Regions from separate parts of the Homo sapiens genome. Here region 2 is linked to region 1. The links are chromatin loops, found by intact Hi-C in ENCODE. Cell type or tissue: PC-3. All regions are shown on one strand. Links, peaks and the distances in the headings refer to the core of each region. The heading gives the core; the rest is flanking DNA.

The links. A loop is a pair of places that touch in the nucleus more often than their neighbours do. Peaks named below come from ENCODE experiments on the same cell type or tissue, not always from the same donor. Only the 100,000 strongest peaks of a DNase experiment are listed, where the experiment ranks them.
Region 2: it touches region 1 in a loop (10-fold over the local background); 66 of 110 quality-filtered maps call a loop at or near these places.

What each region holds. Positions count from the first base shown.
Region 1 is chr12:111,305,169-111,320,420 of GRCh38, forward strand. It overlaps CUX2 (cut like homeobox 2), which reads left to right. Exons shown (of 22, transcript NM_015267.4): 11 at 1,753-1,944; 12 at 2,031-2,089; 13 at 3,117-3,165; 14 at 3,259-3,358; 15 at 4,873-5,514; 16 at 6,932-7,033; 17 at 14,844-15,252. It overlaps LOC105369983 (a long non-coding RNA gene), which reads right to left and starts at 14,994. Exons shown (of 4, transcript XR_945341.2): 1 at 14,905-14,994; 2 at 9,802-9,924. In PC-3, for the core only: CTCF peaks have their summits at 8,775 (motif pointing left) and 8,978; DNase peaks (open chromatin) are centred at 7,733, 8,783 and 10,053; H3K4me3 peaks cover 384 bases; H3K27ac peaks cover 1,005 bases.
Region 2 is chr12:110,887,201-110,902,452 of GRCh38, forward strand. It overlaps CCDC63 (coiled-coil domain containing 63), which reads left to right. Exons shown (of 12, transcript NM_152591.3): 9 at 5,876-5,950; 10 at 11,733-11,925. Among named protein-coding and RNA genes, the nearest start is that of MYL2, 26 kb to the right of the region's middle. In PC-3, for the core only: CTCF peaks have their summits at 7,357 (motif pointing right) and 7,573; DNase peaks (open chromatin) are centred at 6,071, 7,341 and 9,551; H3K4me3 peaks cover 761 bases; H3K27ac peaks cover 961 bases.

The DNA.
Region 1 (15,252 bases), core at 4,544-12,543:
CCTGGCTCTCCCAGAGAGCCTTGGGTTCATTATGTGAATTGGTCTGCCTTATTTCCAGATCTCTACATACCAAGGGGTGAGATTCATGATTCCTTACATAATAACAGGTCTGCTCCAGGGTGACTTCCCTCTCCACCCATGAACCTGAACTTGCGAGCATAATTTTCACTTCACCTGACACCCACATATACAGGCCCAGGTGTCTATGTCTCTCTTTCTGTTTGAATATTGGAATGAGTCTCTATGAATGTGTTACTGTGTATGTGTGTCTCTACTTGTGACCTTTGGGCAACTGACTGTATTCTTAACCTGACTGTGCCTCAGTTTCCTCATCTGTACAATTAACATCTACTTTATAGGGTTATTAAAAGGATTACATGAGTCAGGCATGGTGGCACATGCCTGTAGTCCCAGCCTCTTAGGAGGCTGAGGCAGGAGGATCACTTGAGCCCAGGAGTTTGAGTCCAGCCTGGGCAATACAGCAAGATCCTGTCTCTGAAAAAAAAAATGGATTATGTGTAAAGTGCCTAAAATGGTGCTTGGGTCATTGTATATGCTCACTAAGTACTTGATGCTACTGTTATAATTGTTAATGTGTCTTTGGTGTGTCTGGGGTGTTTTTGCTCATGAGAGCATGTGGCTTCTTTGAGCACGCGCATGTCTGTTGTGTGTGATGATGTGTCCTTGTGAGTGTCTCTCTTTGATGCGTGTGTATTTGTGTGTGTGTGTCAGCATATTTGGGAAACTGCATGTGTTAGTGTGTGCTGTGGCTATAGGTGTGTCCTTGTGTGTCAGCCTGTGTCTGTGTCCCAGGAGATTCTGTGTGTGTCCATGTTCCTGGGTGACGGCATAACACAGAGAGAGTGAACACAGGAGAGAGAGGCTGTGTGGAGAGAGATGGAGAGTGAGAGCCCATGAGGATGCCTCGTAGAGGAATTTGCCAATGGTTCTTAATTAACCCCCGTGGAACCCGGCAAATGCCTGTGCTAATCAGCCCCAGGGAACTTTGCTGGTTTGGGGGGTGTGCTTTTCTGAGCACAACAGTGGCACTCGATGCTAATTAATTTAATGTATTAATGGCATCCGCTTCCTGTTTTAATTGGCATTTATCTCCATGGAAGAAAGCTGGGGTTGGGTTGGGGCTTTTTGTTTGTTTGGTTTTTTTTTTTTTTTAATGTTTCTTAGATTTATTTGTAACTAAGCCTGACATCAGCCTGACTTCAGGTTCCTCAAACAGCAACCTCTCCATCTTCATCCAGGACAGAGGGTCCATTTCCTAAAATGTGGAGAAGCCATGGGTCTTGGGGCTATCAGCAAATTAGGCGGAGGAAAGAGCCGCCCATAACGTGGTCCGTGGCTCCAAGGTGTCAAGTCTAATCCTGAGGGTCCCTTATTGCCTAGAATGGGGACATCCCCCTGGAGTAGGAGCCAGACCTGAGAAAGAAACTCAAACTTTTACCTATGCTGTTTCCTCTGGTGCGAGCACCCAATCCCCAACCTCAGCTGACTCCTTCCTTTTGTCATGGCTATTCTTTTTTAATAAATCTTTTAATCAAAGTGTAACTTAATACATAAGGAAAAGTGTACAAGTCATAAGTATACAACACTTTGAATTTTTCAACACAAGCACACCCCATACCATCATCCAGATCAACAAATTTGCATTCTGCTTGGGATTCAGGGGTGGGGAGGCCAGACCTGTGGACCCCCATCCCTCACCTCTCAGCCCCTCAAAGACCCCTTTGCCTGCAGGATAAGGTGAACTTCACTCTGTGCTCGGGCCCTCGGCTGGAGGCCGCGCTGGCCTCCAAGGACAGGGAGATCCTGCGGCTGCTGAAGGACGTGCAGCACCTCCAGAGCTCACTGCAGGAGCTGGAGGAGGCATCCGCCAACCAGATCGCCGACCTGGAGCGGCAGCTCACGGCCAAGTCCGAGGCCATAGAAGTGGGTCCTGGGGAGGAGGCAGGCGGGCAGGCGGCCCCATGCAGAAGCACACAGACCAGCCTCACCATCTTTCTTTGCTCTTCTAGAAGCTGGAAGAGAAGCTCCAGGCCCAGTCTGACTATGAGGAAATTAAAACGGAGCTGAGGTACCATGTGGGGTGGGGCTCCACAGACCCTCAGTGCTCTTCCCTGGCCAGGAGCTCTTGGCAAAGTTCATCATCTTCCTCCCTCCTACTAAACCCCATTTGTTCTTCTCTCCACTAACACTGTGGATATCAAACCTTAACCATCCTCAGGCCAGGTGCAGTGGCTCATCCCTGTAATCCCAACACTTTGGGAGGCCCAGGCAGGAGGATCGCTTGAGGTCAGGAGTTTGAGACCAGCCTGGGCAACAATGGGGAGACCCCATCTCTGTGAGAAAAAAACAATTTTAATTAGCCAGGAGTGGTGGTGATGCGTGCTGTAGTCCCAGCCACTCAGGAGGCTGATGTGGGAGGATTGCTTGAGCCTGAGAGGTCAAGGCTGCAGTGAGCTGTGGTGGCACCACTGCACTCCAGCCTGGACAACACAGTGAGACCCTGTCTCAAAAACAAAACGAAATTCAACCATCTTCAGTCCTTTTCCATTAAGAGCTGCCTGTACGGGCAGATCACCTGAGGTCAGGAGTTCAAAACCAGCCTGGCCGAAAGGGCAAAACCCTGTCTCTACTAAAAATACAGAAATTAGCCAGGTGTGGTGGCGCTCACCTGTAGTCCCAGCTACTTGGGAGGCTGAGGCAGGAGAATCGCTTGAACCTGGGAGGCAGAGATCGTGCCACTGCACTCCAGCCTGGGTGACAGAGTGAGACTCCATCTCAAAGAAAAAAAGAAGCTGCCTGTAGACCATACAAGGGAACTTATTATAGGCATGGTAACTGGAAGGTGATTCATTAACCAGCTAAACTCAAGCTGGCCAGAATGGGTCAGTTCAGGCAGCACCCCTCCAGGTAACATCGCCACCTGTTAATGAGCCTGCTACTTCAGGCCTGGGGTTGCAATGACTCTGGAATTAATGGGGTTCTGGGGAATGGAGCAGTCATTGTCAGGGAGGTAAGCCGGGTCAGTGCCTCTTGAAAGACCTCTCCTCCAGCCCGGGGGCTGGCTGACCTCAGACCCTCTCCACTTGCTCTGGCAGCATCCTGAAAGCCATGAAGCTGGCCTCCAGCACCTGCAGCCTCCCCCAGGTAAGTGTCCCTGCCACCATCCCTGCAGGGCAGGCTGCCCCAGTGAGCCTTCCGCCCACCAGGTGCCCTCTCAACCTGCCTCTTGTCTCCTAGGGCATGGCCAAGCCTGAAGACTCACTGCTTATTGCAAAGGAGGCCTTCTTCCCCACGCAGAAATTCCTTCTGGAGAAGCCCAGCCTCCTGGCCAGCCCTGGTAGGGGAGGAGGATACTCTGGGGCTGAGGGCTGGGGCGGGGGCTGCCTGTGGGTCTCTGGCCTTCTCATGCCCAAGGACCACTGCCTTCCATGCAGGCAGGAGAACGACAGAACAACAGGTGTGCATTGATTTGGCACCTGCTGTATGCCTGTCCTGCAGGGCATCCACAAACACCCACGTCATCGTTGGGGTCACACAGCTGGTTTGGGCCCTTCCAAGGCCCCCTAAAGAGCTCCACTCCCCACTGAGCCTTCTTGAGCTGCAGCGGCTTTCATGAAGTGGTCACAGGGGGACAAGCAGGGCATTGTCATTACACCCCCCACAGCCGACCACTGTGGGGAGCAGTAGGCTGCGGACATGATCACCCTGTCAGCCACCCGCTGACTTTTTTTTTGAGACCGAGTCTCTCTCTGTCGCCCAGGCTGGAGTGCAGTGGTGTGATCTCGGCTCACTGCAGCCTCCGCCTCCTGGGTTCAAGCAATTCACCTGCCTCGGCCTCCTGAGTAGCTGGGATTACAGGCATGCACCACCACACCCAGCTAAGTTTTATATTTTTAGCAGAGATGGGGTTTCATCACATTGGCCAGGCTGGTCTCAAACTCCTGACCTCAGGTGATCCGCCTGCCTCAGCCTCCCAAAGTGCTGGGATTACAGGCATAAGCCACCGCACCCAGCCACCCACTGAACTTTTAGCCTTGTGGCCCCAGGCAGGACACTGTGCTGCCTCTGTTTCCTCATCCATAAAATGGGTGTGACCTTGGGGCCCACTTCATGGGTGCCATGTAGGTCTAGTGAGTCAGCTCCAGGGTGGGTGCCCAGCAAGGGCCCATCTGCAGGTGGTGGCAAGTTCGACTTCCCACCCCAGGCCAAGGTGCTGGGCCCATAGCAAGTTCTCAGCTGATGCTCTTGGTGATGGGGGTGGGGCGCTCCCCAGAACTGGCATTTGGATGGGGCCTGGAAGAGTGGGAGTTGGAGAATGGAGGGGGTAGGGCAGAAAGAGCCAAGGTCGGCGCTTCCAGCTGCTGGACGCCTATAGCACTGCTCCCCACCCCCACCTCCCCACCAACCCCTTCCCTCCTCCTCCTCCTTCCTTCCTCTATTTCTGACTTTCTGTCTCTATATATGTCTCTGTCTCTCTCTGTCTCTTCCCCCCCGACCCTCTCCCTGCCTCTCTCTGTCATGTGGTTTTTCACTCTGTCTCTTTGTCTCTTTATCTCTCTCTCTCTCTCTCATGTGGTCTCTCTGTCTTGCTCTCCCTCTCTCTCTCTCTGTCCCTCTCATGTGATTTCTCTCTCTGTCTCTCTCATTGTCTCTTTCTTTCTCTCACATGTGGTCTCTGTCTCGCTCTCCCTCTCTCTCTCTGTCTCTCTGATGTGGTTTCTCTCTCTGTCTCTCTTTCTCGTTGTCTCTCTCTGTCTCTCTCCCCCTCTGGTTCTTTTTCTCCCTGTCTCTCTCTCCCCTCATCATCGTCTTCCCCGTCTGTCTGTCTGTCTGTCTGTCTGGGTGTTCTAGAGGAAGACCCATCAGAGGACGATTCCATCAAGGATTCACTGGGCACGGAGCAGTCCTACCCCTCCCCTCAGCAGCTCCCACCTCCACCAGGGCCAGAAGACCCCCTGTCTCCCAGCCCCGGGCAGCCCCTGCTGGGCCCCAGCTTGGGGCCTGACGGCACTCGGACTTTCTCGCTGTCCCCCTTCCCCAGCCTGGCATCAGGGGAGAGACTGATGATGCCCCCAGCCGCCTTCAAGGGAGAGGCGGGCGGCCTGCTGGTGTTCCCCCCAGCCTTCTATGGCGCCAAGCCCCCCACAGCCCCTGCCACCCCGGCCCCTGGCCCTGAGCCACTGGGCGGTCCTGAGCCCGCGGATGGTGGTGGGGGCGGAGCGGCGGGGCCCGGGGCAGAGGAGGAGCAGCTGGACACGGCAGAGATCGCCTTCCAGGTGAAGGAGCAGCTGCTGAAACACAACATCGGGCAGCGGGTGTTTGGGCATTACGTGCTGGGGCTGTCGCAGGGCTCGGTCAGCGAGATCCTAGCCCGGCCCAAGCCCTGGCGCAAGCTCACGGTGAAGGGCAAGGAGCCCTTCATCAAGATGAAGCAGTTCCTGTCGGATGAGCAGAATGTACTGGCGCTCAGGACCATCCAAGTGCGGCAGCGAGGTGAGTGCCCAAGAGGGCCCGTCCCCGCTGGCCACCACGCCAGGTCCAGGGCATCAGGGCTGGGGGCTGAGGACACGCGCTCTGGGTTCAAAGCCCAGCTCTACCACCACCTGGCTGTGTGACCCAGGGCCAGTGGCTTTGCCTGTCTGTGCCTCAGTTTCCCCTCTGTAAAAGCAGGAAATACATCCTCGCTCTCTCCTTCCTGGCCCTGGCCAGAGACAGTCTGCCCTTCCTGGGGCACTCAGGGTAAGGGTGGCGGGAAAAGGCTCCAGGCGCTGCCCTGGCAGGTATTCATCCAGCACTTCCAAGCCTCAGTTTATACATTTGTAAGACCGCCAACCTTACCAGACTTGATTTTTCAGGTAATCAGTATGAAGGGTCCCAGCTGTGGCCTCACAAATGCCTGAGTTTGAGTCCCAGCTCTGCTGTTCACCCACTGGGTGACCTCAGACAACTCCTTTCACCTGTGCCCCGGTTTCTGCATCTGTCAGCCTCCAGGAGGCACCATGAGGATTAAACGGGCATCAAGCACTGACCACAGCACCTGGCATGCAGTGCTGCTTGAGAACTGTTAGGGGTGGTGGTTGCCATAGTCATTGTCGTCATCATTTCTTTTTTTTTTTGAGATGGAATCTCACTCTGTCACCCAGGCTGGAGTGTAGTGGCACAAGCTCAGCTCACTGCAACCTCTGCCTCCTGGGTTAAAGCAATTCTGCTGTCTCAGCCTCCCTAGTAGCTGGGATTACAGTCACAACGCCACCATGCCTGGCTAATTTTTACATTTTTAGTAGAGACAGGGTCTCACCATAGTGATCAGGCTGGTCTCAAACTCCTGATCTCAGGTAATCCACCCGCCTTGGACTCCCAAAGTGCTGGGATTACAGACATAAGCCACTGTACCCTATTTCTTTATTATTATTATTTTTTTTTTTTTGAGACGGAGTCTTGTTCTGTTACTCAGGCTGGAGTGCAGTGGCACAATCTTGGCTCACTACAACCACCGCCTCCTGGGTTCAAGCGATTCTCCTGCCTCAGCCTCCTGAGTAGCTGGGATTACAGGTGCAAGCCACCATGCTTGGCTAATTTTGTATTTTTAGTAGAGACAGGATTTCACCATGTTGGCCAGGATAGCCTCAAACTCCTGACCTAAAGTGATCCTCCCACCTCGGACTCCCAGAGTGCTGGGATTACAGGCATGAGCCACTGTGCCTGGCCTCGTTATTATGATTCTTATTTCACACCAGAATCACTCACAGGCCCACAGTTTGTTACATAGACTAAGCAGTGGCCCTGCCATCTCACTGATGGTCTGACCCTCACTCTTCTGGGAGGAGGAGACAGCCCCCCTACCCCACCAGGCTCCGGAGACTGAGCCCAACATGCAGATCCTGCCACAGATGCCTTCTTGCCTCCCCAGGCAGCATCACCCCGAGAATCCGCACGCCTGAGACAGGCTCAGACGACGCCATCAAGAGCATTCTAGAGCAGGCCAAGAAGGAGATCGAGTCGCAGAAGGGCGGTGAGTGTGACCCCTGCAGGCAAAGCCTGAGGCCCCCGGGGCCAGCTGCGAACAGGAGATGAGGCTTCGTCTACCTTTGTCCACCCCAGAGGGAATCCAAGGTGGATCAGAACCACCAGAGGCCAGAGGGACCTGTCTAGAGCGCATGGGTAGCTGTGGCACTGCTCAGAACCCTGCCATGGTTCCACACAGCTCTCAACATAAAATCTCAACCCTTGGCCAGGCGCAGTGGCTCATGCCTGTAATCCCAGCACTTTGGGAAGCCAAGGCAGGCTGATCACCTGAGATCAGGAGTTCGAGACCAGCCTGGCCAACATGGTAAAACCCCATCTCTACTAAAAATACAAAATTACCTGGGCATGGTGATATGTGCCTGTAATCCCAGCTACTTAGAAGGCTGAGGCAGGAGAATTGCTTGAACCCGGGAGGCGGAGGTTGCAGTGAGCCGAGATCACACCACTGCACTCCAGCCTAGGTGACAAAGCAAGACTCTGTCAGAAAAAAAAAAAGAAAAATATCCCAAGACTCGACAAGGCCTACAGGCCCTACAGTCTTCAGGCCCCTCCATGCCTGTCACATGAACTGTTCATAGTCATGCCCAGCTGCCGTGCACTCCACCCTGCGCCTCTGATGCTGTCCTTACCCCAGACACCTTTCACCTGGCCAACTCCTACTCATACCTATGACTCAACTCAGAAGTCACCTCCTGCAAGAAGATGGGTTGGACACTGCACCCGCTTCCCTCCACCCCCACCACAGTGACCTGTTTGCTTGGTGTAGTGGAGCTGGACTGGCCACAAATTCTGGCTCTGCTGTTTATTGGCTATGTGACCTTGGGCAAGTTACTTAGCCTCTTTGTGCCTTCATCGTCTTTGTTTGAGACAGATTCTCACTCTGTCACCCAGGCTGGAGTGCAGTGGCGCAGTCTCAGCTCACTGCAACCTCCACCTCCTTGGTTCAAGCAATTCTCCTGCCTCAGCCTCCTGAGTAGCTGGGATTACACGCACGCGCCACCACACCTGGCTAATTTTTTTTTTTTTTGTATTTTTAGTAGAGATGGGGTTTCACCATGTTGGTCAGGCTGCTCTTGAACTCCTGACCTCGTGATCCACCTGCCTCGGCCTCCCAAAGTGCTGGGATTACAGGCGTGAGCCACCGTGCCCCGCCCATCTTCTCATCTTTAAAATGGGGACTGTGGGAGGCCGAGGCGGGCGGATCACCTGAGGTCAGGAGTTAGAGACAAGCCTGCCCAACATGGCGAAACCCTGTCTCTACTAAACATACAAAAAAATTAGCTGGGCGTGGTGGCGCACGCCTGTAATCCCAGCTACTCAGGAGGCTGAGGCAGGAGAATCTCTTGACCACAGGAGGCAGAGCTTACAGTGAGCCGAGATCACACCACTGCACTCCAGCCTGGGTGACAAAAGCAAAACTCCATCTCAAAAAGAAAAAAAAAAATGGGGACTGTATTAGTTTTCCTTTCTTAGGGTTGTGTGAGGATCAAATGAGGTCAGTGTAATCCTGAAAGATCAGCCATCATTACAGCAAATATTATCATTATTACCTCCCTGTTGCAGTTCTGCGCTGTCACAAACGACTCTGCTGGTGTGGCTGTCCCTCCGTCTGCTGTGGGGGCTTCTTGCAGCCAGGGACCGAGTTCCATCCTCACACCCAGCACAGCGTAGACTGACTGAGACCCTGGACTCCGGTTTCAAAGCCCTCTTCCATTTTTGCAGTGTCTGCTGCCCCCTGGTGGCTGCTCCGAGCAGGTGTCCTGAATCCCTCCAGTTGCCGCCAGGAGCCGAGATGTTTCCCAATCAATGGCCCTCCCTCCTGCCTGGTCCCCGGGAGGGGTGAGGGGATAAGGGATTACCCGGCTACCCTGCCCCACCTGTAAAATCCCCTGAGCCTAATTTCCCTCTTGGTCAGTTCCAGTAGCAAGAGAGATGCAAGACAGAGAAGGATGTAATTATGCAGTAAACATTTATTAAGCACCTACTGTGGTCTAGACACAGATTTCAGATATGGGTGAGACATGATATGGAGATGAAAAGAACCATGAGAAATAACTAGCCAGGGCTGGGTGTGGCAGCTAACTCCTGACCTCGTGATCCACCTGCCTCGGCTCCCAAAGTGCTGGGATTACAGGCGTGAGCCACCGTGCCCAGACCATCTTCTCATCTGGGCCTCTGGGAGGCCGAGGCCAAGGCGGGCAGATCACCTGAGGTCAGGAGTTTGAGACTAGCCTGGACAACATGGTGAAACCCCGTCTCTGCTAAAAATACAAAAATTGGCTGGGCATGGTGGTAGGTGCCTGTAATCCCAGCTATTTGGAGGCTGAGGCAGGAGAATTGCTTGAACCTGGGAGGCAAAGGTTGCAGTAAGCGGAGATCACACCACTACACTCCAGCCTGCGCAACAAGAGCAAAACTCAGTCTAAAAAAAAAAAAAAAAAAAAAAAAAAAAACCCCATCTCCTCTAAAAATACAAAAATTAGCTAGGTGTGGTGGCACACACCTGTGGTCCCAGCTACTCAAGAGGCTGAGGCAGGAGGATCACCTGAGCCCAGGAGGCAGAGGTTGTAGTGAGCCGAGATCTCATCACTACACTCCAGCCTGGGTGAGAGTGAGATGCTGTCTCAAAAAAAAATAATAGAAAAAGAAATAACTAGCCAAAGTCTCCCACTAAACCGACAGGACAACTGAGGCTAGGGAGGGAAGACATGAGTTCAGTTACACAGAGACAGAGGGAAACCCCAGGTCTCTCACCTCTTTATACAGCACTTTCTCCTGGGGGTCGGAAGCAGGCACCAGGGCAATGTCAAAGACAGCATCGCAGCAGAGGAAAACGTTTGCTCTCCATGGGCCAGCCAGTAGTCTTATATTCAGGGTCTAGGAGTTCAGCAAGAGGAAAAATACAAAGGTTATTGCCCCATACCCCTGGCAAAAAAAATGAATGCTAAGCAGTGGGCACATGAGCCGCTGCCAGGGAGGAAATGAATGTGACTAACTGCTCAATCACGAGTTCTACTTCTGGGATTGGAAGGAAATGTCCAGAATGGGGACAGGGGTTTATATATAAGCTGTTCCATCATTGTTCATAAGAGTGACAAACTGGAAACAAAACAACCTAAGTGTCCAGCAGTGGGGGATCTGGTAAGTAAAGCAGATAATATCCCTTTAGCAGCATGTGCAGCCCTTAAAGGTAGAACTTTTAATGATAAGAAAAAATGGGGCCGGGCACAGTGGCTCACGCCTGTATAATCCCAACACTTTGGAAGGCCAAGACAGATGGATCACTTGAGGTCAGGAGTTGGAGACCAGCCTGGACCACATGGCAAAACCCCATCTCTACTAAAAATACAAAAATTAGCCAGGCATGGTAGTAGGAACCTGTAATCCCAGCTACTCAGGAGGCTGAGGCAGGAGAACCACTTGAACCTGGAAAGCAGAGGTTGCAGTGAGCCGAGATCGCGCCATTGCACTCCAGCCTGGGCAACAGAGCAAGACTCGGTCTCAAAAAAAAAGAAAAAATTTAGCTGGGCATAGTGGCAAATGCATGTAGTCCCAACTACTTGAGAGGCTGAGGCAGGAAGATCGCTTAAACCCAGGAGTTTGAGACTAGCCTGGGCAACATACCAAGACCCTGTCTCCAAAAAAGAAAAAAAGAAAAAAAACACTCATGTTGATACTAAATGGGGACAAACCAGACTACACTTCCACATATCGAGTATGATCATGCGATGCATGTAGTTTAGAAAACAGACTGGAAGGGAATACATGAGAATATTTCACGTGGTTGCTCCTAAGAGACAGTAAGGGTGACTTTCATTTTGATCTTGACTTTTTGTGCTTTTTTTTGCATGCTCCTCTGTGCTCCCATAGTAGGCAAGTATGAGTTTTTTTTAATCGAGGTAAAATTCTCATAACATAAAATTAAGCTTTTTTTTTTTTTTTTGAGACAGAGTTGTGCTCTTGTTGCCCAGACTGGAGTGCAGTGGCGCAATCTCGGCTCACCACAACCTCCGCCTCCTGGGTTCAAGTGATTCCGCCTCAGCCTCCCGAGTAGCTGGGATTACAGGCATGTGCCACCACGCCCGGTTAATTTTTTTTTTTTTAATTTTTAGTAGAGACGGGGTTTCTCCGTGTTGGTCAGGCTGGTCTCAATCTCCTGACCTCAGATGATCCGCCTGCCTCAACCTCCCAAAATGCTGGGATTACACGCTTGAGCCACCGCGCCCGGCACTTCTTTTTTTTTTTTTTTTTTGACAGAGTCTTTAGCTCTGTCGCCCAGGCTGGAGTGCAGTGGTGTGATCTCGGCTCACTGCAACCTCCACTTCCCAGGTTCAAGCAATTCTCCTGCCTCAGCCTCCTGAGTAGCTGGGATTACAGGTGCGTGCCACCACGCCCAGCTAATTTTTGTATTTTTAGTAGAGACGGGGTTTCACCACGTTGGCCAGACTGGTTTCAAATTCCTGAGGTCAAGTGATCGGCCTGCCTCAGTCTCCCAAAGTGCTGGGATTACAGACGTGAACCACCACGCCCGGCCAAAATTAACCATTTTAAAGTGTACAATTCAGTAGTAGTTAGTATAGTCAGTGTTATGCAACCATCATCTCTCTCCAGTTCACACATGTTCATCACCCCAGAAGGAAACCCTATACCCATTAAGCAGTGCTTCTCCTTTCCACTCTCCCCCCAGCCCCTGGAAACCACTGATCTGCATCCTGTTTCTGTGGATTGACCTGTTCTGCACATTTTGTGTAAATGGAATCATATCATATGTGCTACCTTGCGTCTGGCCTCTTTCACTCAGCCCCATGTTTGTAAGGCTTATTCCTGTTGTAGCCCCTGTTAGTGCTTCATTCCTTTTTATGACAAAATAATGTTCCATTGCTATATTACTTTTTAATTGGAAAAGCAATGAAAATTATTTTTAATGGGTCTAAGAGGACCCACTAGGATGAAAGCTACACAGAGATAATGAAGAAGGGGTTACATTGATCTGGCTTTCTGCAGAGCTAGAGAGACTCTGGTGTCGGGAACGCTTCTCTGAGGGCAGAGGGAAGCACCTTTTCATTTACTGGTTAATTGTCATTCCTCAGGGCACAGATCCATCTATTATCCTTGGTTCATGACACACTCTCAGGGCTGCCGCCTGCATGGCCTTCTCTCAGGTGTCTGTGTGTATGTGTGTACACACGTGCATATATATATATGTGTATATATGTGTGTGTATATTCATGCATTCATTCATTCGTTCACTCATGTAAATGACAGAATGAACCTCTGGGAACATATTGCCCAACCCAAGATTTAGAAAATTCCCAATAACTGAGATCTGGCATTTTCCTCCCCATCCCACCCCTGCCTTCCTCTCCCAGAGATGTCTTTCATCCTAAAATTTTGTCCTGTTGTTCCTTTGTGTTTGCCATTTGTAGAAAAGGTTTTTCACTAAATCATATAGTGTTTATGTTATTTGTTATGGAACTTGATAGAAAACATGTGATACCGACCGGGCGCGGTGGCTCACACCTGTAATCCTAGCACTTTAGGAGGCCAAGGTGGGCAGATCATTTGAGCTCAGGAGTTTGAGACCAGCCTGGCTAACATGGTGAAACCCGATCTCTACTAAAAATACAAAAAAAAATTAGCCAGGCCTGGTGGCGAGTGCCTGTAATCCCAGCTACTCGGGAGGCTGAGGCAAGAGAATTGCCTGAACCTGGGAGGCAGAAGTTGAGGTGAGCTGAGATCACGCCACTGCACTCCAGCCTGGGCAACAGAACAAGACTCAGTCAAAAAGAAAAAAGAAAAAAGAAAACGTGATACTGAGTGCCATCTTATTGGACTTGTTTTTGTTGTTGTTGTTGTTGTTATTGTTGTTGTTTTTTGAGATAGGCTCTCACTCTGTTGCCCAGGCTGGAGTGCAGTGGTGCAAACATGGCTCACTGCCACCTCGACCTCCCAGGATCAAGTGATCCTCCTGCCTCAGCTGGGACCGTAGGCATACACCACCATGCCTGGCTAATTTTTTTTTCTTTTTTCTTTTTTTTTTTTTTTTCACTTTTTTGTAGAGTCAGGGTCTCATTTTGTAGCCTAGGCTGGTCTTGAGCTCCTGGGCTCCAGTAATCCTCCTGCCTCACCCTCCCAAAGTGCTGGGATTATAAGCATAAGCCACTGCTCCCAGCCTTCACCTGCTTTTTTCACTCAATATTATGTTATTAGGATTCACACAAAGGGCACGGTAGCTCATACCTGTAGTCCTAGCTACTCGGGAGGCTGAGGCAGGAGAACCACTTGAGCCCAGGAGTTTGAGACCACAGAGAGCTATGATCGCACCTGAGATCGAGCCACTGCACTCCAGCCTGGGAAGCATAGCAAGACCACATCTCTTTTTTTAAAAAAAAAAAAAGATTCATATCTGATTTTGCATAAGGACTTCCTTTTTCACTGCTGCATAGTGTTCCATTGTGTGATCATCCCACTATTTTTTTTTCTAGAGATGGATGTCTCATTCTGTCACCCAGGTCGGAGTGCAATCTTGGTTCACTGCAGCCTCGAATTCCCAGGCTCAAGCAATGCTCCCAACTCAGACCCTGAGGTACAGGTGTGAGCCACCACGCCTGGCTAATTTTTGTATTTTTTGCAGAGACTGAGTTTTGCCATGTTGCCCAGGCTGGTCTCGAACTCCTAAACTCAGACAATTTGACTGCCTCAGCCTCCCAAAGTGCTGGGATGACAGGTGTGAGTCACTGTGCCTGGCCCATCCCACTGTTTTTGATCCATTCTCTGCATGGGCATTTGGATTCATTGCTATTAGAACAAGTGAAGGGCTGGGCACAGTGGCTCGAGCCTGTAATCTCTACACTTTGGGAGGCTGAGGAGGGCAGATCACTTGAGCCCAGGAGTTTGAGACCACCCTGGGCAATATGGCAAAACCCCGTCTCTACAAAAAATACAAAAATTAGCTGAGCATGGTGGCACATGCTTGTAGTCCCAGCACTTTGGGAGGCCCAGGCAGGAGAATCACTTGAAGCCAGGAGTTTGAAACCAGCCTGGGCAACATGGCAAGACCCCATCTCTATGAAAGAAAGGAAGGAAGAAAGGGAAGGGAAATGAGGAAGGAAAGAAATATTTTTAAAGAATTTTTTTTTTAAAACAGAACAAGTGAACAAGCCACTTTTCTGTGCCTTCGTGTTTTCTTTGTCTTTGAACATTTACATGGTTGGATCATTGCCTATGTAAAAGTCAGGTCAGGCCGGGCACTGTGGTTCATGCCTGTCATCTCAGCACTTTGGGAGGCTGAGGTGTAGATCACTTGAGCTCAGGAGTTCAAGACCAGCCTGGCCAACATGGCAAAACCCTGTCTCTACTAAAGCTAAATAGCTGGGCATGGTGGTGCACACCTGTAATCCCAGCTACTCAGGAGGCTGAGGTAGGAGAATTGCTGGAAGTGGGGAGGCAGAGGTTGCAGTGAGCTGAGATCGTGCCATTGCACTCCATCCTGAGCACCAGAGTGAGACTCCATCTCAAAACAAAACAAAACAAAAGTCAGGTCTGTGTTTGCATTGCATTATCCGCATGAGCATGTTCTCTGCATATGCCAAAACCTCACTGTCAACCGAATTTTGGGTGGCTGCCTAATATTCTGCCACAGGGAGGGATCATAATTTAGTTAGCCAATCCCCAGTTGCTGGACACAGAGGTTGCCTGGACACCGTGCTGGCATCAACAGGGATGCTGTGAACATCGTCCCCTGCATGCCGAGCCCTGACCCTGGGCCTCGGGCCGTCCTGTCCCCCTCCCCGCAGGCGAGCCCAAGACCTCGGTGGCCCCGCTGAGCATCGCCAACGGCACGACCCCCGCCAGCACCTCGGAGGACGCCATCAAGAGCATCCTGGAGCAGGCACGCCGTGAGATGCAGGCGCAACAGCAGGCGCTGCTGGAGATGGAGGTGGCGCCCAGGGGCCGCTCGGTGCCCCCCTCGCCCCCGGAGCGGCCATCACTGGCCACCGCGAGCCAGAACGGGGCCCCGGCCTTGGTGAAGCAGGAGGAGGGCAGCGGGGGCCCCGCGCAGGCGCCGCTCCCGGTCCTGTCCCCCGCCGCCTTCGTGCAGAGCATCATCCGCAAGGTCAAGTCCGAGATCGGCGACGCCGGCTACTTCGACCACCACTGGGCCTCCGACCGCGGCCTGCTCAGCCGCCCCTACGCCTCCGTGTC
Region 2 (15,252 bases), core at 3,632-11,631, 420 kb before region 1:
TACTGCAACCTCCACCTCCCGGGTTCAAGCGATTCTCCTGCCCAGGCTCCAGAGTAGCTGGGACTACAGGCAGAGCCACCACACCTGGCTAATTTTTGTATTTTTAGTAGAGACAAGGTTTCATCATGTTGGCCAGGATGGTCTCGAACGCCTGAACTCAGGTGATCCGCCTGCCTCGGCCTCCCAAAGTGTTGGGATTACAGGGATGAGCCACCACGCCCGGTGGTGGCTTGCTCTGCAAGCTCTATTCTTATACAAAATGTTTTTGTTTAATCCCATGTTATGAGGAAACACTGGTACATAAAACATAGGAAATGGAGCAGACCTGGATGAAGGAGTGGCGGTGGGATGGGCCATGGGAGGGGGCTGGGACCCTACCTTTTTGCCTTCTTCTGGCACCTTTGCTCAGACTAAGGGATCAGGTTAAAAAAATTTTTTTTTAATTAAAAACAATTAGAATTCTAACATCTGACTTCACCCCTCCCTAGAGGGCTGGGGGCGGAGTCTCATAAACTAGCCTCCTGAGTTGCTGGGACTACAGGCGCGCGCCACCACGCCCAGCTAATTTTTGTATTTTTAGTAGAGACGGGGTTTCACCATGTTGGCCAGGATGGTCTCATCTCTTGACCTCGTGATCCGCCCACTTCGGCCTCCCAAAATGCTGGGAATACAGCGTGAGCCACCGCGCCCGGCCCCAGCCTTCTTTTTTAGTTTCGTTTGGTCTCCTCCACCTCCCCAAGTTGTTAAATTCTTAGTGGCAGTGATTTAAAAACCAGGATATTCCACATGAAAGTCTGAATTTCTGGTTTCCCTTGGAAAATCAGATCTGACACCTCCCGCCCACATTCCCGCGGGAATCCGAGTTCCTACAAACGGAGCCATCGGCTCCCTCTTCGCTCACAGAGACCAGCCAGGCTGAAGTGCTCCAGGGCCCGCAGAGCTTAGCGGGCCTTTGAGTTGCTAACTGAGGTTCAGGCGCGTCACCACTGTCCTCTGGCGTCCATTTGCGGTATTGCAGGGAAGGTCTTTGCGGGCAGGCCTGGAAGTGGGCAGGACCCTGAATTCTCGGGTCCCAGTGGGACACCGAGGGAGGACAAGCCCTAGCAGAGGGGTATGAGGACCCCAGCTGAATATCCTGACCTGATAGAAAATATTCCTGAGCTGAATTGGCCTTGATTTTCCCCACTCCTCATAAGGGGACCCTCTTCCTTAGGGTCATGACAAATATGTCTAAGATGGGTAAGCGCTGCCCTCTCTGGGCCTCAGTTTCCCCATCTGTAGAGTGATATTTGGACCAGAACAGTAGCTTCCAAGCTCTTTGTTAAGGTTACAGAACTATGACTTTTTGGGCTCAAATAGATCTGCAAATGCCTGTTGAATAAGTCCAGAGAGCACTGATTTCCAATGGTAAGACTTAATTTTGCAAAAAATGTTATAGGACAAAGATATGCTCACTGTAGAGAATCTGGAAAGCAACTAAGGATGGAAGGAATTTTAAACCACCCACTATCCCATTGCCTGAGACAATCACTGGTGACATTCTGAAATATTTCCTTCCAACTTCCAACTTTTTTTTTGGTCCTTCTTTCCTTCCTTCCTTCCTTCCTTCCTTCCTTCCTTCCTTCCTTCCTTCCTTCCTTCCTTCCTTCCTTCCTTCCTTCGTTTTTCTTTCTTTTTCTTTCTTCTTTTTTTGCAGGATCTCACACTGTCACCCAGGCTGGAGTACAGTGGCTTGATCTTGGCTCACTCCAGCCTCAATCTCCCTGGCTCAGGTGATCGTCTCATCTCAGCCTCCAGAGTGGCTGGGACTACAGGCACACACCACCACACCCAGCTAATTTTTGTATTTTTTGCAGAGATGAGGTTTCAGTGTGTTGCCCAGGCTGGTGTCAATGGTTGTGCTTTTCAAATGTAACATAGTTATTATCATATAAAGTTGTGTATCTGATTGAAGCAAATGTCCTTTTGGTTACTCGTTCATCCAGCAAGTATTTATTGAGCACCTACTGCGTTCCAGACACTGCTCTAGACCCTGATAATGTGGCAGTGAACAGGATGACAAAAAGTTCAGCCCTCACAGAACTGCTGTTTTGGCAGGGAGAAACAGACAATAAACAACAAGCCCAATACTTACGTAAGTTATAGAGTAAGTTAGAAAGGGAGATGCAGTGTGGGTAAAAAGATGAAGTCGCACAGCGTAAGACGGGTTTTGGAGCCGGTTGGGGCCCCGGGCAGTTGAGAAGTTAAGATCTGAGTGAACTTACAGGTGAAGGATTGAGCTGTCCAGATCTCTGGGGAAGAACGCTCCAGGCAGAGGAAACAGCAACAGCACACGCAAAGGCCCTGACGCAGCTTGCAAGCAGGCCAGGGTGTCTGGCGCACAGAGAGAGACATGGGAGGGAGAGGGGATGAATCTGGGAGGTGAGGGCTGCTGGGCACATTTCCAGAAGAGGTTTTGGCCATTTCTCAGAGAGGCAGGGGCCATGGGAGATCTCCGAGCAGGGGAGCGGTGCCATCGACTCAGGTTATTGATGCAATTTGCAAAATAGTAAAAAGTCTCAATGTGAATCCCATCACCTGGATATGGCATTGGTTCATCTTTTTGGTAGAGATCCCCCACCCCACCCCTGCCCTGTAAAGATCGGAAGACTCACTTCCTTTCTTTTTTCCTTTTTCCAAAATCATATATTTTTTTCCGATTAGAATTTTTTTTCACAATTTGGAAAATACTAAAAAGTATAAATACAACCTCCAAATCAGGAATAATTCCATCACACGGACATAGCATTGTTTCATCTTTTTGGTAGAGTTCTTTCTGCTTTTTTAAAAATTAAAAATTTTTAGCACTTTGGGAGGCCGAGGTGGGCGGATCACTTGAGCCCAGGAGTTTGAGACCAGCCTGGGCAACATGGCGAAACCCCATCTCTACAAAAAATACAAGACACAAAAAGAAATTAGCTGGGTGTGATGGTGTGTGCCTCTAGTCCCAGCTACTCAGAAGGCTGAAGTGGGAGGATTGCTTGAGCCTGGGAGGTCGAGGCTGTAGTGAGCCAAGATCGCACCACTGCACTCCATCTGGGCAAGAGAGCAAGACCCTGTCTCAAAAAAAAAAAAATTTAAAAATTAAAGGAGATGAGCCTTCCAATCTTTACAGGGGGAAAAAAAGCAAGATAGAGCTCTTACCAAAAACATGAAGCAATGCTATGTTAGGAGATGGGATTCTTCCTGATTTGGGTTTGTATTTGTTCTTTGTAGAATTTTCCAAATTGTGTAAATATATTATTATACACCTGTGGGAAAGTGTAGGCAATTCAGAAAAACATAAAGAAAAAGTAAAAGTCACCAAGATATCATGACCTGGAGATAATTAACATTTTATTGACACTGCTTTATGAAGGCAGTGTGTGGTTACACGTTTGCACACATAGACAGACACACACACACACGCCCATTTACAAGCCTGTTTGTAGTACTAGATCATACTAGACAGTTCATGCTATTCTGTAAACGTTTTGTTTCCCAACAACTTACCATAGATACCTCCCAACATCTTCTATTTTTTTCCTCCTTTTCTTTTTTTTTTTTTTTTTTTTTTGAGACAGGATCTTGCTCTATCGCCTGGCTGGAGTGCAGTGGCGGGATCTCGGCTCATTGCAACCTCCGCCTCCTGGGCTCAAGGGATTCTCCTACCTCAGCCTCCCGAGTATCTGGGGACTACAGGCATGTACCACTACATCTGGCTAATTTTTGTATTTTTTTGTAGAGATGGAATATCACAATATTGCCCAGGCAGGTCTCAAACTCCTGGGCTCAAGTGATCTGCCCACCTTGGCCTCCCAAAGCACTGGGATAACAGGCATGAGCCACCATGCCCAGCCTGCTGTGTTTTTTTAATGGCTTCTGGAGACCCTAGATGCTCTGTAGCATGGAATCACAAGATGCTTCTTAAAAATGCACATTCCAGGCTGGGTGTGGTGGCTCATGCCTGCAGTCCCAGCTACTCAGGAGGCTGAGATGGGAGGATCGCTTGAACCCGAGAGGCAGAGGTTGCAGTAAGCTGAGATCACACCACTGCACTCCAGCCTGGGCAACAGAGCAAGAGCTTGTCTCAAAACAAACAAACAAACAAACAAACAAACAAACCAAAAAACAAAAAAAATGCATTCCTGTCCAGGCACAGTGGCTCACACCTGTAATTCCAGCATGTTGGGAGGCTGAGGCAGGAAGATTACTTGAGCACTGGAGTTCAAGACCAGCCTGGGCAACATAGTGAGACTCCGTGTCTACAGAAAAATTTTTAAAAAATTAGTCAGGCATGTGCCTGTGGTCCCAACTGCTTGAGAGGCTGAGATGGGAGGATCGCAGTCAAGGCTTCAGTGAGCCGTGATTATGCCACAGCACTTCAGCCTGGGTGACAGAGAGAGACCCTTTCTCAAAAAAAAAAAAAAAAAAAAAGAAGAAGAAGAAAAGCACATTCCCCAGAACCCCTCCCATACCTACAGACATAGCTTCTCTGTGGATGGGCCAGGAATCTGCATTTTAGCCATATTTTAACCCAAGACCCTCTCCCCTGTTTTATGAATGTGCCATCATTAACTGACCCCCTATCAGTAGACATTTGATTGTCCCCAACTGGGGGCCACTATAAACAAGAATACAACAGACAGCCCTGAGGGTCCACCTTTGCCGACCTGTTCTGTTATTTCCATGGGACAGACTCCTAGGCATGAGATTGGTCGGTCGAAAGGTGTGAGCTTTTTTCTATCAGAGCACATGGTTTAAGCCCAGTGGTTCTCAAAGCTGGTCCCTGGGACAGCAGTGGCAGCATCACCTGGGAACTTGTTAGAAATGTACATTCTTAGGCCCCACCCAGACCAACAGAATCGGAAGCCCTGGGCATGGGTTCTGGCATTCTGCATTTTCACAAGCCTCCAGGTGACTCTGGAGAGTCTGAGAGTATGCTCAGGTTTGAGAACTCCCACTCCACAGCCACACTCTTCAATACCATAGCCACCAGCCACGTGTGGCTTTTTAAGTTACATTAACTGAAATTAAACAATATCTAAAAATTAGTTCATCAGAGGTTGGGCACAGTGGCTCTGTGCCACTGTGGGCCTGTAATCCCAGCACTTTGGGAGGCTGAGGCGGAAGGATTGCTTGAGTGTAGGAGTTCGAGACCAGCCCGGGCAACATAGTGAGACCCCCCATCTCTATAAAAATAAAAAAAGAAAAAAAAGAAAAATTAGTTCCTAGTGGCACCAGTCATATTTCAAGTGCTCAGCACCATGTGGCTAGTGACTACAGTATTAGGGTGGATAGGACATTACCATCAGAACAGAAAATTCTATTGACTGCATTGTTCTAGAATTTTCCAGAAGAGGCTGAGGCGGGCGGATCGCCTGAGGTCAGGAGTTTGAGACCAGCCTGACCAATATGGTGAAGCCCCCATCTCTAGTAAAAATACAAAAAGCTGGGCTTGGTGGTGCGTGCCTGTAGTCCCAGCTACTCAGGAGGCTGGGGCAGGAGAATCGCTTGAACCTGGGAGATCTAGGAGGTTGCAGTGAGCCAAGATTGTGCCATTGCACTCCAGCCTAGGCATCGCAGCGAGACTTCATCTCAAAAAAAAAAGATAAAGAAAGAAAGGATGACTCACCCCTCCCACCCCCTTTCATGCTCTCACCCTCCTTTTACTTAAGAAACATCAGAAGAAAAAAAAATAATAACCCCACGGGCCTAAGAGGGGCCCAGGTGTTTGGGGCTCTTTGAAACGGATCATTGAAATCCTCATCGACTCTTTGAGGCGCACACTTATTTTTGGGAGCAGTGGGGAGGGAAGAGCCCACTTTTCCTCATGGTCTTGTTCTCTCCCGAGCAGGACGAGATCATCCTCTTGCGATCCCAGCAGAAATTGTCCCACGATGACAACCACTCTGTCCTGAGACAGCTGGAGGTGAGAACAGGATCGGGAGGGAGGGATGCGGGAGCTTCTGTTGTCTGTCTCTGTGTCTGACGGGAGCTTCTGTCTGTCTGTCCGTCGGGCATCTGTCAGCTGCTTCTCAGGAGCAGTAAGAGGTCTGCCCCATGACTCAGGCTGGCCTGGATCACATCCAGACATGTCCTGACGTTTTGTCCCGGGCAGCCTCTGCTACAATGTCATTGTGGAATTCTGTCCCTTCTTCCATTCTAAAGCCCCCACCCCCCTTTTCAGGGAGTCCAGCCCGGGCTCTTGGGCCTGCAATTTCATCCCTGATGGGCTCCTTCCACATGGATCTCTGCCTCTTTCCCTCTTTCTTCCCCTTGTCCTGCCTGTGCCCTGTTCTCAATCAGTAATAGCAAATACACACACTTCTGGAGTAATTACCATGTACGAGGCGCCGGGCTAAGAGCTTGGCTTGCACTTTCATTGAATCCTGGTGGCAGGTGCTGTTGATCTCGTCGTTTTACAGATGCAGAGGCTAAGGTTCACGGAAGTTAAGTCACTTGACCAACATCAAGGAGCTGGGATATTGTATACGTTTTGAGCTTTATTCAGCTGCTAATAATAGGGACTCCAAATAATAGTGGCTTAAGCAAGATACAAGTTTATTTACTTTAAGAAATAAGTCTGCCACCCTGGTGAAACCCCATCTCTACTAATAATACAAAAATTAGCCAGGTGGTAGTGGCGCACACCTGTAATCCCAGCTACTTGGGAGTCTGAGGCAGGAGAATTGCTTAAGCCTGGGAGGTGGAGGTTGCAGTGAGCCGAGATCGTGTCACTGCACTGGGCAACACAGTGAGACCCTGTCTCAAAAAAAAAAAAAAAAAGGAAATAAGTCTGGAAATAGGCACTTCAGGGCTGGTATGGCACCTTTATGATGTCATCAGTGACCTGGGCTCCGTCTTTCTGTTTTGCCATCCTTAGTGGGTGACTTATATTCCAAGGGCACCTCATGGTTGCATCGTAGCTGCCATAGATCCAGCCGTTGCATATACATTCCAGATAGGAAGAAAGTGGGAGCTGCAACAACAACAACAAAAATCCTCACTAGCAGAGTCAGACAGCTTAAAAGTGCCTTCCCAGAAGTCTCAGCCAATGACTTCTGTATTTAAACTTCATTGGCCACCCCTATTGCAAGAGAGGTTTGGAAATGTAACTTTTAGTTGGTCACATTGCCACCCTAAATACAATCAGAGTTTTGTTACTGAGGTATAAGGAAAGAGTGGATAGCATATGTCTGACAAAGACCTGGCAACTGCCCTCCGGAGTCATTTCCCTTCCCTTCTTTGCGGCTGTTTTCTGCTTTTTTTGTCTGACGCGCACCTGGGAGACAGGGATGGCCGCCAGGGTGTTATTCTCCTCTAGGCCACTGGATGGCAGCAAAGCACATGCTGCCCATTGAGGTGCTCAGAGCGGCATCTCCCGGATATCTGGGTATGGGGAATAACAGGGTTCCAGGCAGGGTCCAGGTCCACGGAGACCCTCCCCAAGCTGGGCAGATGCCTGGGGCCCACGTCCTTCACTCGGGGCCACCCAGAATCCAGACTCTTGTTGAGGTTGAGACTGGCGCCCCTCTACATCTTGGCGTTTGGAACAGGCTGATCAGGCAAAGCCAAACATCTCCCTCGCCTCTGCCTGAAGCCCCACCGCTAGCTTTTTGTTACTTTGGCTTTAGCATGACTTTGAGGGGCTTCTTTTCAAATGCAGATACTCTAAGCAGGATAATTGTTTTTGTTTGTTTCTTTGTTTGTTTAGACGGAGTCTTACTCTGTTGCCCAGGCTGGAGTGCAGTGGCGCGATCTCCGCTCACTGCAACGTCCACCTCCCGGGTTCAAGCGATTCTCCTGCCTCCGCCCCCGAGTAGCTGGGATTACAGGTGCACACCACCATGCCGAGATAACTTTAATTTTTAATTTATTTTTTAATTTTAATTAATTAATTAATTAATTTTGAGACGGAGTCTCGCTCTGTCGCCCAGGCTGGAATGCAGTGGCACGATCTCGGTTCACTGCAACCTCCACCTCCCGGGTTCATGCGATTCTCCTGCCTCAGCCTCCCGAGTAGCTGGGATTACAGGCACGTGCCACCATACCCGGTTAATTTTTTGTATTGTTAGTAGAGACGGGGTTTTACCATGTTGGCAAGGCTAGTCTCCAACTCCTGACCTTAGGTGATCCGCCCGCCTTGGCCTCCCAAAGTGCTGGGATTATAGGCGTGAGTCACTGTGCCTGGCCAGAATCAGTCTTGATAGCAATAGACTCACAGATGTTTCCTACCCCCTGCTAAAGATCACTTCCACCTGCTCTATTCTTGAAACCCTTTATTTCATCATCTCCTTCCCTTTGGGAGAAGTGGTGGGACCACATCCATCATGGGAGGGTTTTGCATAGGAATTAAGCAACCAAGCTCTGGGAGCCTGGCTATGACTTGCAGAAAAGTCACTTCCTAGCTCTGTGACGTTGAGGTAGTGACTCAACCTCTCTGAGCCTCAGTTTCCACATCTGTAAAATGGGGATAATAATCATACCTACTTCTTAGGGCTGTGAAGGTTGAATAAAATCACACATGTATACATTTGGCACACTGTAATGCAGAGAGCTGTACATTGTAGCTATTATTATTGTTGTTGTTATCATGTGAGCCAGAAAAACTGGTAAGTCACCCTCACTTTGTTACTAAATAATTGCCAAAGTGAAGAGTTGAGCTCAAGGTCAAGCCTTTGGATGAGCTTGGTACAGGGAAGCTAAACCTGAATTCACTTTTCTTCTCTGGCCTCAACATTCCTCATCTGAAAACTAGGCCGATTATGAGGCTGAGTTCAGATGATGTGTGTAAAGTACCTGGAATATTTTAGGAGCTAGACATGTATTATAACCACCACATCAAGCTGAACATTGACTTTTAAAAAATGAATCCTGTGATTTTTTTAAAATTGTGATTTTCTTAAATGCACTTTTATTATAATTTATTTATTTTTTGAGACAGAGTCTTGCTCTGTCGCCCAGGCTGGAGTGCAGTGGTGGGATCACAGCTCACTGCAGCCTCAACCTCCCAGGCTCAAGTGACTCTCCCACCTTAGCCTCCTAGTGTGCTGGGATTATAGGCGTGAGCCACCATGCCTGGCCTAATGCATCTTTAGAAAGGGCCGCTCTTGTCATATGGGAAATTTGCAGCCCTGGGAACTAAACATTCTAGTAGCCGGGTGGAGGAAGCCACCTGATGTGCTGGTTGAGAGACTGAGCTCAATTCCTGGCTTCCTTCTCCTGGCTGTATGCCTCAGAGCCTCAGTTTTCTCACCTGTAAAATAGGGGTGTGAATAGGGCCGACCCCTTGAGATCATTATCCGGGATGGTGCGTGCAGAGTTCACCAGTGGGAATGGGGCTGGTTCACCCAGGGTCCAGTTCACCTTTGCAAGCTAAGATCTCTGAGGGAGAGGCAGGAATCAGGGAAGGAAATACCCTAGAACAGTGATCCTCAGTCCAGCTGCACGTCACAATCACCTGGGAGGCTTTAATGAGAACTCCCAGATGCCCAGGCTGCGCCCCAGGCCAATTAAGACTCTGAATCACTGAGGGTGGAGTTGGGCAGCAAATATTTTTAAAGTTCCCAGGTGATACCAGTGTGAAGCCAAGGCTGAGATCCAACAGGCTGGCAGAGCTTCTCAGACTTTACTGTGCACCAGGATCACCGGGAGGCTTGCTAAAACCAGGTGGCCTGGTCCACCCCCAGGGCCTTTGACTGAGTAAGACTGAGGTGGGGGCCAAGAATATGCATTTCTAACAAGTTCCCAGGTGAAGCTGATGCTGCTTGTCCTGGGACCACACTTTAAGAACCACTGGGCTAGGGCAATGTGTTTTAAACTGTGAATGGTAAAATCAGTTTATTGGATGGTAGCCAACATTTTAAAATAGTGAGATAGAACAGAACAGAAGAGAAAATATTAGAACACATAATAAAAATATTGATTCGAGGCTGGGTGCAATGGCTCACATCTGTTAATCCCAGAACTTTGGGAGGCTGAGGCAGGAGGATCATTTGAGCCCAGGAGTTTGAGACCAGCTTGGGCAACATGGTAAGAACTTGTCTCTAATTTTATTAAAAAAAAAAAAAAAGAATATTGATTTGAACTGGCATGGTGGCTCACACCTGTAATCCCAGCACTTTGGGATACTGAGGCAGGAGGATTTCTTCAGCTCAGGAGTTCAAGACCAGTCTGGGCAACACAGCAAGATCCCATCTCTACAAAATTAAAAAAAAACCCAAAAACTTAGCTGGGTGTGGTGTTGCATGCTTGTAGTCCCATCTGCTCATGAGGCTGAGGCAGGAGGATCACCTGAGTCCAGGAGTTCAAGGCTGCAGTGAGCTATGATCACATGACTGCACTCCAGCCTGGGTGACAGAGCAAGACCCCAACTGTGCTTTTTTAAAATATTGATTTGTGAAATTTTATATTCATTTGATTAGATAATATGGATAAATCTACATACACAACATACGTATGTATGTTTGTATGTGTTGGCTGCAATGTATTTCTTCCTGTGGACCACCTTGTTTTTTTTTTTTTTTTTTGAGATAGAGTCTCGCTCTGTCACCCAGGCTGGAGTGCAGTGGCATGATCTCGGGCTCACTGCAATTTCCGTCTCCTGGATTCAAGCAATTCTCCTGCCTCTTCCCCAGTAGCTGGAATTACAGGCACATGCCACCATGCCCAACTAATTTTTGTATTTTTAGTAGAGACAGGGTTTCACCATGTTGGCCAGGATGGTGTTGAACTTCTGGCCTCAGGTGGATCACCATTTTTTAAAAAATGAGTGAACTGGCTGAGCGAGGTGGCTCATGCCTGTAATCTCAGCACAATGGGAGGCCAAAGTGGGAGGATTGCTGGAATCCAGGAGTTCGAGACCAGCCTGGGCAACGTGGTGAAACCCCATCTCTAAAAAAAATACAAAAATTAGCTGGGCATGGTGGCGTCTGCCTGTAGTCCCAGCTACTCTGGAGGCTAACGTGGGAGGATAGCTTGAGTGCAGGAAGTTGAGGCTGCAGTGAGCCGAGATTGGGCCACTGTACTCCAGCCTGGAGCCTAGGTGACAGAGTGAGACCTTGTCTCAAAAATAAATAAATAAAAATTAAAGAGTCAACAGCTTTTAAAAAATATTGTAGGCTGGGCGTGGTGGCTCATGCCTGTAATCTCAGCACTTTGAGAGGCCAACGTGGGCAGATCACTTGAGATCAGCAGTTTGAGAGCAGCCTGCGTCTCTACTAAAAATACAAAAAAAAAAAAAAAAAGTTAGCTGGGCATGGTGGCACCTGCTTGTAATCCCAGCTACTTGGGAGGCTGAGGCATGAGAATTGCTTGAACCTGGGAGGCAGAGGTTGCAGTGAGCTGAGATCATGCCACTGCACTCTGGCCTGGGTGACAGAGTGAGACTCTGTCTCAAAAAAAAAAAAAAAAAATTCGTAATCCTGTAGACATGTAGACACACATAGACAAGTAAGTGAAGCAAAACTTACATTGAACAATATTTACTATTACGACCCTCAATGTACACTAGTATTTTTTCTTCTCTCCCTTTCATTGCTATTCTATTTTATTTTATTTCTTTAAAATTTGATGGGAACCCATTTAATTGATCTCGTGTCCCCTCAGAGGTTTGAAAACCCGCAGTTTGGAGACCCTGACCCCAGAGGGTCCCAAACACCCTGCCCACTGAAAGTCCTCCTGAGCAGGTGGGAATTGGGGTCTGCCACCAGGATAAACTGAGGAAGACCACGGAGGAGGCAGATATGTATGAGAGCAAGTACGGGGAGGTCAGCAAGACCTTGGATCTATTGAAGAACTCAGTGGAGAAACTGTTCAAGAAGATAAACTGTGACGCCACCAAGATCCTGGTGCAGTTAGGGGAGACGGGGAAAGTCACTGACATCAACCTTCCGCAGTATTTTGGTGAGTCAAGCTGGGGCCCGTTGGAGTCTTAGGAAACATTTCCAGAACTTTCTGTGACTGAGCATAAGGCCTTGCTCTTATGGAGTAGTGAGCTTTGTGGCAAAGTGTGTGGGCACTAAAGCCAGCCTGCCTGGGTTTGAATCCTGGGTCTACACTTACCAGCTCTGGAGCCTTAAGCAGGTTTGTTTTTTGGTTTTGCTTTGTTTCTTTTGAGACAGGGTCTTGCTCTGTTGTCCAGGCTGGAGTGCAGTGGCCCAATCATGGCTCACTGCCATCTCAACCTACTGGGCTCAGGCGATCCTCCCACCTCAGCCTCCAAAGTAGCTGGGACTACAGCCATGCACCACCATACACGGCTGATTTTTTGTATTTTTTGTAGAGACAGGATCTTGTCACATTGCCCAGGCTGGTCTCAAACTCCTTTGCTCAAGTGATCCGCCCTCCTTGGCCTCCCAAAGTGCTGGGATTACAGGTATGAGCCACTGCACCTGGCCAGGGCAGGTTTCTGAACCTCACTGTGCTTCAGATTTTTGATCGACAAAAATGGGTCTCTTTTAATGCCTTCTTTTTTTTTTTTTTTTAAATTGGTGTGAACCCAGTATCTACCTCATAAGACTGTTGGGAGGCTTAAATAAATGTATAGTTATTAGAGAAAAATGATATTATCATATCAATAAATGTAGAAGCATTTGATAAAATTCAACATCCATTCATGATTTTAAAAAAGAAAACTCTCGGCAAACTAGAACTAGAAGGAAACTTTCTTAACTTGATAAAAGACATCTACAAAAAACCACCCAAAACTAGGCCAGGCACAGTGGCTCACACCTGTAATTCCAGCACTTTGGGAGGCCGAGGCGGGCAGATCACTTGAGGTCAGGAGTTCAAGACCAGACTGGCAAACATGGTGAAACCCTGTCTCTACTAAAAATACAAAAATTAGCTGGGTGTGGTGGTGTACACTGTAGTCCCAGATACTCGGGAGGCTGAGGCAGGAGGATTGCTTGAACCTGAGAAGTGGAGGTTGTAGTCAGTCAAAATTGTGCCACTGCACTCCAGCCTGGGTAACAGAGCAAGACTCTGTCTCAAGCAAACCAAAAAAATAATAATAATAACACCCAAAACTACAGCGAATCTTATCCTTCCTGGTGGGAGTGGGAAGTGGAATGTTTTTCTCCTAAGATCAGGAACAAGGAAGGGATGTCTGCGTGCTGTCACCATGCCTATTCAGTGCTGTACTGGAGGCCCTAGCCAATGCAATAAAGCACGGAAAAGAAATAAAAGGCACACAAATTAGAAAGGAAGGAATAAAGTGCTCAGAGTAGTGCCTGGCATGTAGCAAATCTATTAGCAATCACATACATTTCTAGGCATTGACCCTAAGCTCAGAGAGGACAGGGAGGGGCATACCTGCATAGATCCTGACAATTTGGAATGAATGGCTTCCACTGCTCCTTGAATTAAACCTCAGATTCTTTTTTTTTTTTTTTTCGAGATGGAGTCTCACTCTGTCACCCAGGCTGGAATGCAGTGGCGCGATCTCAGCTCCCTGCAACCTCTGACTCCCTGGTTCAAGTGATTCTCCTGCCTCAGCCCCCCAAGTAGCTGGGATTATAGGCACACGCCACCACGCCCAGCTAATTTTTGTATTTTTAGTAGAGATGGGGTTTCACCATGTTGGCCAGGATGGTCTCGATCTCCTGACCTCGTGATCCACCCACCTTGGCCTCCTAAAGTGCTGGGATTACAGGCGTGAGCCACTGCGCCCAGCCAAACATCAGATTCTTAGTACACTCTGTGTTTGGGAGGTTCCCCAAACACATTCTAGCCTCCTGGCCACATTCAGTGATTTGCTAGAGGACTTCCAGGACTCAGTATATAGTCACACATATGGCTATGATTTATTACAGTAAAAGGGTACAGAACAAAATTGGCAAAGCAATGTGTTAGTGTGAACCATGTGATAAACCATATAGTGCAAACTATTTAGGCATGGTGAGACACTCTTTTAAAATTTTTTTTAAATTTTGTGGGTACATGGTGTGTATTTTGTAGGGTACATGAGATATTGTGATTCAGGCATGCAGCGCACAACAATCACATCATGGAAAACGGGGCGTCCATCCCCTCAAGCATTTATCTTTTGTGTTACAAACAATTCAATTATACTCTTTTAGTTATTTTAAAATGTACAATTACATTATTTTGACTATAGTCACCCTGTTATGCTATCAAATACTAGTTCTTATTATTTTATCTATTTATTTATTTTTATTTTTTTTTGTAGATATGGGGTCTCGCCATGTTGCCCAGGCTGGCCTCGAACCCCTGTACTCAAGTCATCCCGCTGCCTTGGCCTCCCAAAGTGCTGGGATTACAGGCAGGAGCCATTGTGCCCAGTCTTGCTCATTCTTTCTGTTTTTTTGTATTCATTAACCAGCCCCACCTCCCTCCCACCTGCCACTGACCTTCCCAGCCTCTGATAACCATCCTTCCAGTCTCTATCTCCATGTGTTCATTGTTTTTCATCCTGCAGATAAGTGAGGGCGTGTGAAGTTTGTCTTTCTGTGCCTGGCTTATTTCAGTTAACATAATGACCTCCAGTTCCATCCATGTTGTTGCAAATGACAGGATCTCATTCTTTTTTTGTACATATACATCATGTATATGTACCACATTTTCTTTCTCCTTCCTTCCTTCCTTCATTCCTTCCTTTCTTTCTTTGATGGAATTTTGCTCTCATCACCTAGGCTGGAGTGCAATGGCATGATCTCAGCTCACTGCAACCTCTGCCTCCTGGGTTCAAGTTATTCTCCTGTCTCAGCTTCCTAAGTAGCTGGGATTATAGGCGCCCACCACCACACCTGGCTAATTTTTGTATGTTTAATAGAGATGGGGTTTCACCACGTTGGCCAGGCTGTTCTCAAACTCCTGACCTCAGGTGATCCACCTGCCTTGGCTTCCCAAAGTGCTGGGATTACAGGTGTGAGCCACCACGCCCGGCCACCACATTTTCTTTATCCATTCAGGCGAGCCACTCTTATCAGTTAATGGTGTTGGGAATCCTGCTGAAATCCAGGTTCCCGGATGCCAGCCCAAGCCTGACCTGGTCAGCAAGGCTTTCAGAGGAGAAAGCCTCACCCTGCTGTGTTGACTTTTTTCTGCACACAGCCTATCAGGTTCTTTCTAGCCTGGCCTTGCTTATATTTCTGATCTCCTCTTGTCCTGCTCTGTCCCTGGCTCACCTGTAGCCACACTATCCTCCTCTCGATCCTTCCAAATCCATTGCTGCCCCTGCATCTTGTTCCTACCTTGGGGCCTTTGCAC